2 separate regions of the Homo sapiens genome follow, and region 2 is linked to region 1. The links are chromatin contacts, found by Hi-C or POLR2A ChIA-PET in ENCODE. All regions are on one chromosome and are shown on one strand. Each heading gives the region's core, a stretch centred on a gene start or an enhancer-like site at or near the end of the contact. The rest is flanking DNA. Distances are from core to core; before and after follow the strand shown.

Evidence for each region. Hi-C counts contacts between places; a loop is a spot of excess contacts on that map. ChIA-PET counts read pairs that join two places held with the same protein, here RNA polymerase II (POLR2A). Pooled maps may share reads with other maps.
Region 2: a pooled map shows a loop between it and region 1 (4-fold over the local background). The contact joins the promoter of C16orf92 here to the promoter of ALDOA in region 1. A Hi-C loop is called at or near these places in 1 of 168 maps with a recorded cell type or tissue (endothelial cell of umbilical vein) and 7 of 50 pooled maps. POLR2A ChIA-PET finds 5 or more read pairs at or near these places in 24 of 52 experiments (A549, BJ, CD4-positive, alpha-beta T cell and 19 more).

Annotation. Positions count from the first base shown.
Region 1 is chr16:30,063,172-30,068,047 of GRCh38, reverse strand. It overlaps ALDOA (aldolase, fructose-bisphosphate A), which reads right to left and starts at 2,288. Exons shown (of 10, transcript NM_001243177.4): 1 at 2,121-2,288; 2 at 1,010-1,163; 3 at 682-814; 4 at 387-598. The coding sequence starts at 1,150. It overlaps LOC112694756 (uncharaterized LOC112694756), which reads right to left. Exons shown (of 14, transcript NM_001365304.2): 5 at 3,800-4,319; 6 at 3,543-3,624; 7 at 682-814; 8 at 387-598. The coding sequence ends at 4,206. RefSeq lists silencers at 1,971-2,150, 2,191-2,460 and an enhancer at 2,457-3,237.
Region 2 is chr16:30,020,209-30,024,792 of GRCh38, reverse strand. It overlaps C16orf92 (chromosome 16 open reading frame 92), which reads right to left and starts at 1,595. Exons shown (of 4, transcript NM_001109659.2): 1 at 1,389-1,595; 2 at 908-1,066; 3 at 707-794; 4 at 89-587. The coding sequence starts at 1,452. The coding sequence ends at 566. TLCD3B (TLC domain containing 3B) reads left to right here. Exons shown (of 5, transcript NM_031478.6): 5 at 1-366. It also overlaps a transcript of DOC2A not described here.

The DNA of each region.
Region 1 (4,876 bases), core at 1,039-3,538:
TAGTTACTCAAATACTTAGTTACAATTAAATTAAAATATTTTCACTTAGTTCACTTAGTAACAATCCTCTGAGACAGGATACACTGGGATGTTATTTGACAACAGAAATGTTGAGTGAATTGGGTGTCAGACTGGGGCTCTGCCACTTACTCTGAGCAAAACACTTCACTTCCCTGAGCTTCTGAGATTTTCATGTGTAAAGTGGGAATGATACTGTTCTCTCAGAATTGTGAGGATTAAAAATGTCGAGTAAATGCCCTAAGCCTGAAGCAGGCTCCATGCAAGTCTCTAGGCCACCAATCCAGCATTCATTCCCTGCCTCACTAACCTGGATTTCCTTCCTCCACTTCCATCTCAAACCTCACGTCCGGAGGCCCTCCCCTTACCTTGATGCCCACAACACCGCCCTTGGATTTGATAACTTGGGGGAAGGGACGCCCATCATCCGCCTTCTGGTAGAGTGTCTCATGGAAGAGGATGACACCCCCAATGCAGGGGTTCACGCGGTCGTCAGCTGTCAGCAGCAGCTGGCGGTAGAAGCGCCGGTTCTCCTCGGTGTTCTCGGTGCCAATGGACTGCAGCCGCTTGGCAATGCTCCCTGGGAGTGTCACATGGGAATTAGGGGATCAGCCTGCCACTCCCAACCCTGCACCCTCCACCCATTCTGTCTCCTGCCCGCACCAGTGGACTCATCTGCAGCCAGGATGCCCTTGCCAGGTGCCACGATGCGGTGAGCGATGTCAGACAGCTCCTTCTTCTGCTCCGGGGTCAGTGCTGGATATTGGTAGGGCATGGTGCTGGTAGTAGCAAGTTCCTGGATACAGGAAACAGAGGGGAAGGACTAGTTAGCTAGGGTTTCCCATCATCTCCCGATGACCAGGGCCCCTCTCCTGGAGGTCAGGGAAATGTTCCCTACCTCCCCTGCCCCACACCCAGCAGGCCCTGGGGCACTTCTGGTCCCCAGCTCTCTCTTACGCCCAACTTCCCTTTGCTAGGCCTGCCCCTGTACCTTTCCTAACTCTGTCTGGTGCTGGGTGTTGCCCAGCTGAGGGTGGAGTTGCCCACTGGCAACTGGGGGAAAGGAAAAGGCCATAGCCATGGACAGGTGGGTCATGTTGAAGCTGGACCCTTCTGGCTTGCGCCTTGCCATGGGGTCACCTTGCCTGAAAACAAAACCGAACCGGAGTATTTTAGAATGTAAAGATCGTGAATCAAGCAGAGGGCCCAACACCCTCGTGGGAAAGGGCCCAGATATGGGAAAGGTCTGTGCTTCAAGCCACACAGCAACCCCGGAGCCAGATCTGAGATTAGAACCCAGCTCTTCTGACTGCCACTGGGGTGTTCCTTCCAATCCCCTCAAGATCCCAGGGCTGGCCCGGGCTCCAAGGCTTCAAGGACATCCCAAGGTCAGGCTTTTCCCCACAAGGGAGGGGGCGGGTGGTAGGAAAGGGGCATTAGGAAAAATATAAGAGAGCAAGGAGAAGCCCAGGAAAGGGCGGCGGAACAAGCCCTAGCCCGAGGCGAGGAAAGCGGTAAGCTTTGCCATCGTCACTGTTCCTACGGGGCAAGAACGTGGAGGAGCAAGCGCCTTCCCCTGAAAAATGCTCCCGTCGCTTCGCATGGCTGCAGCTGTTCCGGGCTCAGAATCAAGGTCGCCCGATAAGGAGAGACAGGGAAAGTGTTAAGGGGGCATCAAGCACCGCGGAGGGGTTTCCCTCCTCGCGAAGGGCGCCCCGTTTCCCAGGACAGAAACCAAGCTCCCACTTGCGAGAACCCTGGGGCTGTACATGGGCCGGCCCCCACCCCTCACTGCCTCTTAGGATCCCCGCCAGGGCTAAGGGGCCCTAATCCTTTGCCACAGGGGTCCCTGCAAGAAAAGGGGGAGAATGGTCCTTCATCTCGTCCGGCTTCCTCCCCCGCCATGACTCAGCGCGCGCAGCCGCTGCATTGCGCAGTTAGAGGACCTCAGGCTGGAGGGGCCGGGGAGCCTGTGTGTGCCTGGTAGTGGGGAGACGCTGGCATGGGATGGGGGAGGCCTCCACGCGGACGCCCAACCCGCCACTGCCCCCAAGATCCCTCTCCACGGTCCCTGGTCCCCGCACGTGAAGAGGGGCGCTCACCTGGCACAGGAGAGGGGCGGGTGTGCAGGGTGCGGCGGCAGAGGGCGGCGGGCTGGCGAGTGGATTCAAGGAGAGAACGCGGGACTCGTCACCAGGACCCCTTCTGCGGCGCGTTCCGAGAGGAACGCAGCCGATTTAGCCTCGGAAGGGGCGGCGCAGGAGGCGGGCAGGCGGAAGGCGGCGCCCGGCCTTTTAAAGGCACCACTCCGCCCTCCGCCGAGCTTTTTCCTTTACGAGGAGCGGGCGGCGTCCAATGGCAGGCGACGGACTGGGCTACGGGCCGCCCCCGAGAGGCGCAGCCCAGAGGCCGCGCTAGGAAGGGGCGGGCGCCGAGAACACGATCCCTCCCCACCCCCCTCGGACGTGACTCGGACCACATCCCGCGGGTCGCTAGGGCCCTCCCTTCTGCTCCTTTCCCCCAGCCTGGCGCGCTCTGGGGCGCCGTGACTCAGCCAGAATGTTGGCAATGGGGGAGGGCGGAACGGGGAAGTGGAGGACGCGGATGGAAAAGTCGGAAACGAAGGAAGCTGAGTTTCGCCTCCCAGGCCCAGCGCGCGCGGCCCGGGGCCGCCCCAGCTTCCGGTCTTCGCGGCTGCAGCGCGTGTCACCATAGGGGCCACATCGCGCAGTCGTGCGTTAGCCTGCCTCGCCCGCGGGCTGAATCGGCGCGGAGCCGACACCCTGTCACTGGCCCAGGCGTAAGGGAGGCGGAGGAAAGGGCATCGAGAGGACACGCAGGGAGCGCGAGAAGGCGGCGGAACTAGCGGCGCGCGGAGGCGAGACCTCCCCATCCGAGTTCCAGGCTGGCAGGCCGGGCTGGGTCGCGCATGCGTGCGCGCTCTCCGCCGGGCCGCCGCAGCCAGGCTGGTAGTCCTCTGCGCCACAGAAAACCAGAATGCGCGGCTATGCACCGGCCGCTGCTCGGCCTCTGGCATGCGGGGTCACAGTTCCTGCCAAACGTCTTCCTTGAGCCTGACTTCCTTCTCCAAAAGAAAATCCGTCCCCGAACTGATCTGCCTCCCAGATGCTGAGCCCCCTGCTCCTATCGTCCAAATCTCCCCTCCTCACCTGGACCCCATCTGGACCCTGTTGGCCCAACCCCAACCCCATCCCCACCCCGGCCCGGTCCTGCAAGGGGCCCACCTGCGGCGAGGCCGAAGGAGCCGGCAGAGCCTGGTCAGCAGCGAGTGAGCTAGGGGTTCCCGGGCTGGTTATAAGGCAGCTCCTGCCCGCCCCACATGTGTCCCCGATCTTCTCTAATGACCCCTGCCCTTTTCCCGCCACGGATCCTCTGGCAGGGACCTATATTTAGGGAAACCTGAAGCCCCTGACATTCACACTATCGTGGGGCCCGGCATGGGGGAAGGGGGAGGAAGACTTGGGTCGGCCCTATTGATGGGGAGGGAGCCCCTGCCCACTCACCGGTGCTTCAGAGGAAATTCTTCCTTGGAAATCCAGACGGAGGCCCTTGGTTGTCAAGAGAAATAAATCTTTGGCCAGGGACCTGTGGGAAGGAAAGGGGTGAGGGGACTCGGATCACGTGGCCTCCCTGCCACCCTCCCTGGCTCCTTCTCTAATCTCCCTCCTCCCTTGACTCCCTGCGGTGATGGTGGCTGTTCTGATTCTCTGGAGCCCTGGTTTTTTTTAAGAAGGAGAGTAGATACTGGCACTACACTCACCTCCTAAAATAACGGAGAGTCCGTGGACGGAGTGTGGTTGAGGCACCCCTGCGTACCCGGTACTCAAGGGCCAGACTCCTCCTATAACACTTGTGTGTGGTGAGCAGCGCCACCCCCCTGCCCAACTTCAAATAGAATCGTTGACGTGTGGAGGGGAAGGGAAGCCAGGGCACCTGCCCGAGCACTAGCCCCTCTCTTTTCTGGCCCTCCAGAGGAGCTGCCGTCCAGCCGGCCAAGAGTCCTGCCCTGCAGGGAGCCAGGCCCTGCGCTGCCACTTCCAGTTCCCAGGCCTGGGTGCTCGGCAGGCCATCTGTGGTTCCAGTGGCGTGGGGAAAGGCTCTTCAGGGAGGAGGGCACATGGGCCCTGGGGGCTGGCCGCTCCCCAGAGGGCAGGGGCCCTGGGTCCTCATCGGAGCTTGATCTCGAAGCAGAGACAGTTGAGGCTCTGGCAGTCGGGGAGCTGGCACGTACAGGCACAGTCGCAGAGTGGGCAGCAGCGGGGGCAGCGAGGTGCCCAGTCCTGAGGGAGGAGAGAGAGGGTTGAGGGAGGTGGGATGGGGCCACGTCTGTTGCTCTCTAAGGGGAGAAGGGAACAGAGAGGCCTGGGAAATCTCACTTGCCCAGTGGAACAGAGGGTACTGTCCATCATTCCCAGGAACAGTGCAATTCCCTGTGCTGTTGAAAAATCAGCAGTGAGTCCTTGTTCTGAACAACTGAGTTCAGAAGCTAGAAGCAATGATTCAGGGTTCTCTCCTTCCCATTTTATGGGTGAGGAGACTGAGGACCAGAGAGCAACTGGCCCTGGGTCCCGTGCTAGAATTTGGGCCTCCCGGTGTCAAGCTCAAAAGATGGTTCTGCTACAGTCCCGGGGTCTGTGCAGTTGAGGCAGTAGACAGAGAAAGCACACACATTTTTCTGTCCATCATGAAAATGACTTGTGGGCTTTATGGACTTCTTCAGCATGAGACCAAAATAGAGGGTCTCATTCACCATTTTTGAGCATCTACTCTGTGCAACGAACAGACCGCATTCATGAATGATTTTAAAAATCTTTACAGGTATCTTTGAAAATGGCAA
Region 2 (4,584 bases), core at 346-2,845, 43 kb after region 1:
GGAGAGGACGCCCCAACTAACCCCCGCTGGCCCTCGGGCCTCCCGAGTGGCCGGCTGCAACCACGGCTCCTCTCCAGGGTAGGCCAGCTTGAGGAATCTTATTTATTTTATTTATTTACCCAAATTTGAACTAGTCTGTTGGGTTGGGGGAAGGAGGTGGCTGCTACCCCCAAGCCTTCCCAGTGCTGACAACCCCGGGGGCAGGCGAGGGCGCCCAGTCCCTCACCATCGGCTGCACATCGCGCCCTCGGGCCCTGCCATGTCCCTGGTGCTACTGACCTCTCAAGGCTTCCTCCAATCTGGGGTCGGGGGACCCTGGGAGGTGCTTTACAGACCGCTAATAAAAGACGATCTGCGTGAACGCCACCAAGGCCCTTGCCACCAAGTTCTTTGGGGCTGGGAAGGGAGGAGGTGGGGGGCTTGGGCCATGGGAAACAGAGGGGACAGGATCCCCAGCTGCTCGCTGGGCAGTCAGGGAGGAGGAAAGCAGGGAACTTTTGCTCATCAACAGGAGAGGAGGTGGGTGTGGGTGCTCAGGTTGAGTCCAGAGCCCTTGTCCGGCTCTTTAGGCCCCTTTCTGGAAGTTTCTGTGGGGCATGGAGATCAGAGGGGAGAGGTCACAGCCTGCCCCGCTAGAACTGGGGTCTTCAGCCGCTCCCAAGGAAGGTGGTGGTGGGTGGGGTTGGAGAAAGGGGGCAGGCCTTACATGTGGGTGCAGAACTGGAAAAGGAGAAAGAAGAACGCCACCACCAGCAAGCCCACCAGGATGTGATGGAAGAGCCCGGGGCTGGAACCTGCTAGACAAACAGGACCCTTAACTCCCCTCTGATGGCCCAATGAAGGGTCTGGGGCTGCTCTCCTCCAGACCCTGGCGGGGAGGGAGGTCCCTTCTCAAGCTGGTTCATACCTGAGTTAATGAACACGATGGGTTTCTCTCCAATAAACTGGGCCACAGCCAGCAGCCTGGCTTGGTCTGAGTCCGGATAATCGAAGAAGTCAGGTCTGTCTAAGAAGCGCGGAGACTCTGTCCCCAGGGCTGACGCCGTGGCACGCTTGGGTCTGGGTGCTAGGACCCAAGCAAACTCTGTGACAACAGCCAAGCTGACCCCTGCCTTTATCTCTCGAGGCGGAAGCTGACTTGGGACCCTGTGAGACCACCCAGCCTTATTGCAGAGGCTGTGGAGGGTCTTGATTTCCCTCAGGGTCAGCTGGGTGCACCACGACAAGGCTCGCGGTTGTTGGGGGGTAGGTGGGACCAGCAGGATGGGAGAGAAGAGTGGAGAGAAAATGAGAGGGTGCAGGGTTGGCTTCCGAGTCCCTAAGTGGGCATCACACTTTATGCTCCCAGAGCTGCCTGCCTTCCTGCTGCTCCCAAGACAGCTTCTTACCAGTTTCTATGGCCCCTAGTGCAGCCAGCCACACCCACACCAGCACCCATGGCCACAGCCTCATGACTCCTATCATGAGGTGGGGGCTCTGTGATGTCACAGCCCAGAGCTGTTCTGATGGCACTTTGGGGTGAGGGGAGAAAGTGCTAGGAGCTGGGACCCCTCCCCCATCCCTCACTCTCATCAGAAGAGGAGAGGAGAAGAGAGGTTGGGACCAGTCTTCACCCCCTGGAATGTCGCTGATGATAAAACCATAATGGTGGCAGCCCCAGCATTTACAAAGAGGAGGGATGCGGCACGGCCATCTTGCTGAAAGCCCGAACTAAAGGAAGCTGTGTTTGGACAACAGGCACAATTTGGGGTGGTGGCACAGGGCCACACACCTCCGGTTACCCCTTGGATCAACCACAGGTAACATTTGTTTTATTTATTTTCATTTTTTTGGAGACAGGGTCTCTGTCTGTCACCCAGGTGGGAATGCAGTGGCGCCATCTTGGCTCTCTACAGCCTCTGCCTCCTGGGTTCAAGTGATTCTCTTGCCTCAGCCTCCTGAGTATCTGGGATTACAGCTTTGGATAAATCCCTTCCTTTTATCTGTCTGCCACCACACCCGGCTAATTTTTGTATTTTTAGTAGAGACAGGGTTTCACTATGTTGGTCAGGCTGGTCTTGAACTCCTCACCTCAGGTGATCTGTTCGCCTCGGCCTCCCAAAGCGCCCGGCCTATTTTATGTATTTTCAGAGACAGGGTCTCACTCTGTCACCCAGGCTGGAGTACAGTGGTATGATTACTGCAGCCTTGAACTCCTGGCCTCAAGTGATCCTCCCACATCAGCCTCCTGAGTAGCTGGGACCACAGGCATGTGCCACCATGCCCGGCTAATTTTTGCATTTTTTGTAGAAATGAGGGCTTGCTATGTTGCCCAGGCTGGTTTCGAACTTCTGGCCTCAGGTGATCCTCCAGCTTCGGCCTCCCAAAGTGCTGGGATTACAGGCATGAGCCACCATGCCCAGCAGGTAGCATTTATTGAACACCTATTACTATGCTGGCTGGACCCCATTTATGGCCAAGTACCTTGCACAAATTTGTTCATTTGCTCTTGCACTGACCCTCAGAGGCAGGTACTCTTTTTTTTTTTTTTTTTTTTTTTTTTTTTTGAGATGGAGTTTCACTCTGTCCGCCAGGCTGGAGTGCAGACGCACAATCTCAGCTCACTGCAACCTCCACCTCCTGGGTTCAAGCGATTCTCCTGCCTCAGCCTCCTGGAGTGGGATTACAGGCGCGCACCATCACTGTTCGGCTGATTTTTGTACTTTTAGTAGAGATGGGGTTTCACCATGTTGGCCAGGCTGGTCTTGAACTCCTGAACTCGGATGATCCGCCTGCCTCGGCCTCCCAAAGTGTTGGGATTACAGGCGTGAGCCACCAAGCCCAGCCCAGAGGCAGGTACTCTTGCCTCCCTTATACACGGGAGGAAATCACGGCACAGAGGGGAAAAGTAGTGTGGGCAATGCACACTTCCTGGGGGGGGGGTTCCTCTCTGAGGCTCCCCCTTGCATCCTATCCGCAGATCCAGGGGCACAGGGCTCTCTCCGTCCTCCCCCGCCCCCTCCTTAGTGCTCAGCCGGGAACGACCCTGGGGTTAGGAACCGAGAGGAGTAGCAGGCGTCTCCCACTAGGTGGCAGCAGCGGCCGCGCCTGAGTCCACGCTCCCACCCTAGGAAAGGCGCAGCGGGGCGGACTCCCGGGCCTCCTCCCGCCTCTTCCACAGGTTGCATCCGCGGCTGCAGGAAAACGGATGGCTGGGAATGGCCGTCGGGGGTTGGTCAGAGGAAGTCCCTCGGCCCTTTCCGAGGCACATCTCTTGGCCATCCACGCGTCCTTCGCAGACTCCGCTCCCTGCACCTCCGTTTCCTCTTCTGTGGCCGGCGGCTCCCCCGTGGCCACCCCATCTCCCATCTCTGCCACCTCCCAACAGCCATTTCCACTCCTGCGGCCCCATCCCAGCTAAGGAGAGCGCCCTTCTGATTGGCAGGTGGGCCTGTCTGTCACGGGCATGTTCCATCCCACCCAAGCCCAAGGACACTCCAGGGTTTCCTTAGTTTCACAACGAAGGTGCGTGCTCAGCGGACTCTGCAGACCCAGTGCCGCGACTTCCCCTAAAGCCAGGCGTGTATCTGCGCGTGTGAGGTGCTCTGCCGCAACCCTATGCAGAGAGCAGGTGGGCTAGGACTCGGGGTACTTGCCATGAACCGCTTCGAGTTCCTAAACAAGTAAAAAGCCCAGAGAGAGAAAAAAAGGGGGCAGCGGGGCGGGGGTGGGGAAGGAGGGAAACGAATATCTATGGGACTGGCTCACGTGGGCTGCTTCCCCTGTGCTGCGCTGATGGCTTCCCTTTTTTTGAGACAGGATATTGCTCTATCTGTCACCCAGGCTGGAGTGCAGCCTCGACCTCCTGGGCTCAAGCGATCCTCTCACCTCAGCCTCCCAAGTAGCTGGGACCACAGGCGTGCACCACCACACCTGCCTATTTTTTGTTTTGTTTTGTTTTGTTTTTTAGATGGAGTCTCTGTCTGTTGCCCAGGCTGGAGTGCAGTGGCACGATCTTGGCTCACTGCAACCTCTGCCTCCTTGGTTCAAGCGATTCTCCTGCCTCAGCCTCCCGAGTAGCCAGGATCAAAAGCATATGCCACCATGCCTGGCTAATTTTTGTAGTTTTTTAAAGTAGAGACGGAATTTCATCATGTTGGCCAGTCTGGTCTCAAACTCCTGACCTCAAGTGATCTGCCCTCCGCGGCCTCCTAAAGTGCTGGGATTACAGGCGTGTGCGACTGCGCCCAGCCTACTTCTTTTTTTCTTTGCAGAGATGGAGTCTTGCTATGTTGCCCAGGCTGGTCTCAAACTCCTGGGCATAAGTGATTCTCCCACCCTGGCCTCCCAAAATGCTGGGATGACAGGTGTGAGCCGCCATGCAGATCACTTCTAAGAAAAAGGAAGGGATTTATCCAAAGCCACAAGGCATGTGAGAGGCAGCAGAAGGGACTCAGTAATGTGGTTTTTGGGCCAGGCGCGGTGCTCACACCTATGATCCCAGCACTTTGGGAGGCCAAGATGGGTGGATCACTTGAGGCCAGGAGTTCGAGACCAGCCTGCCCAACATGATGAAATCTCCTCTCTACTAAAAATCCAAAAAAA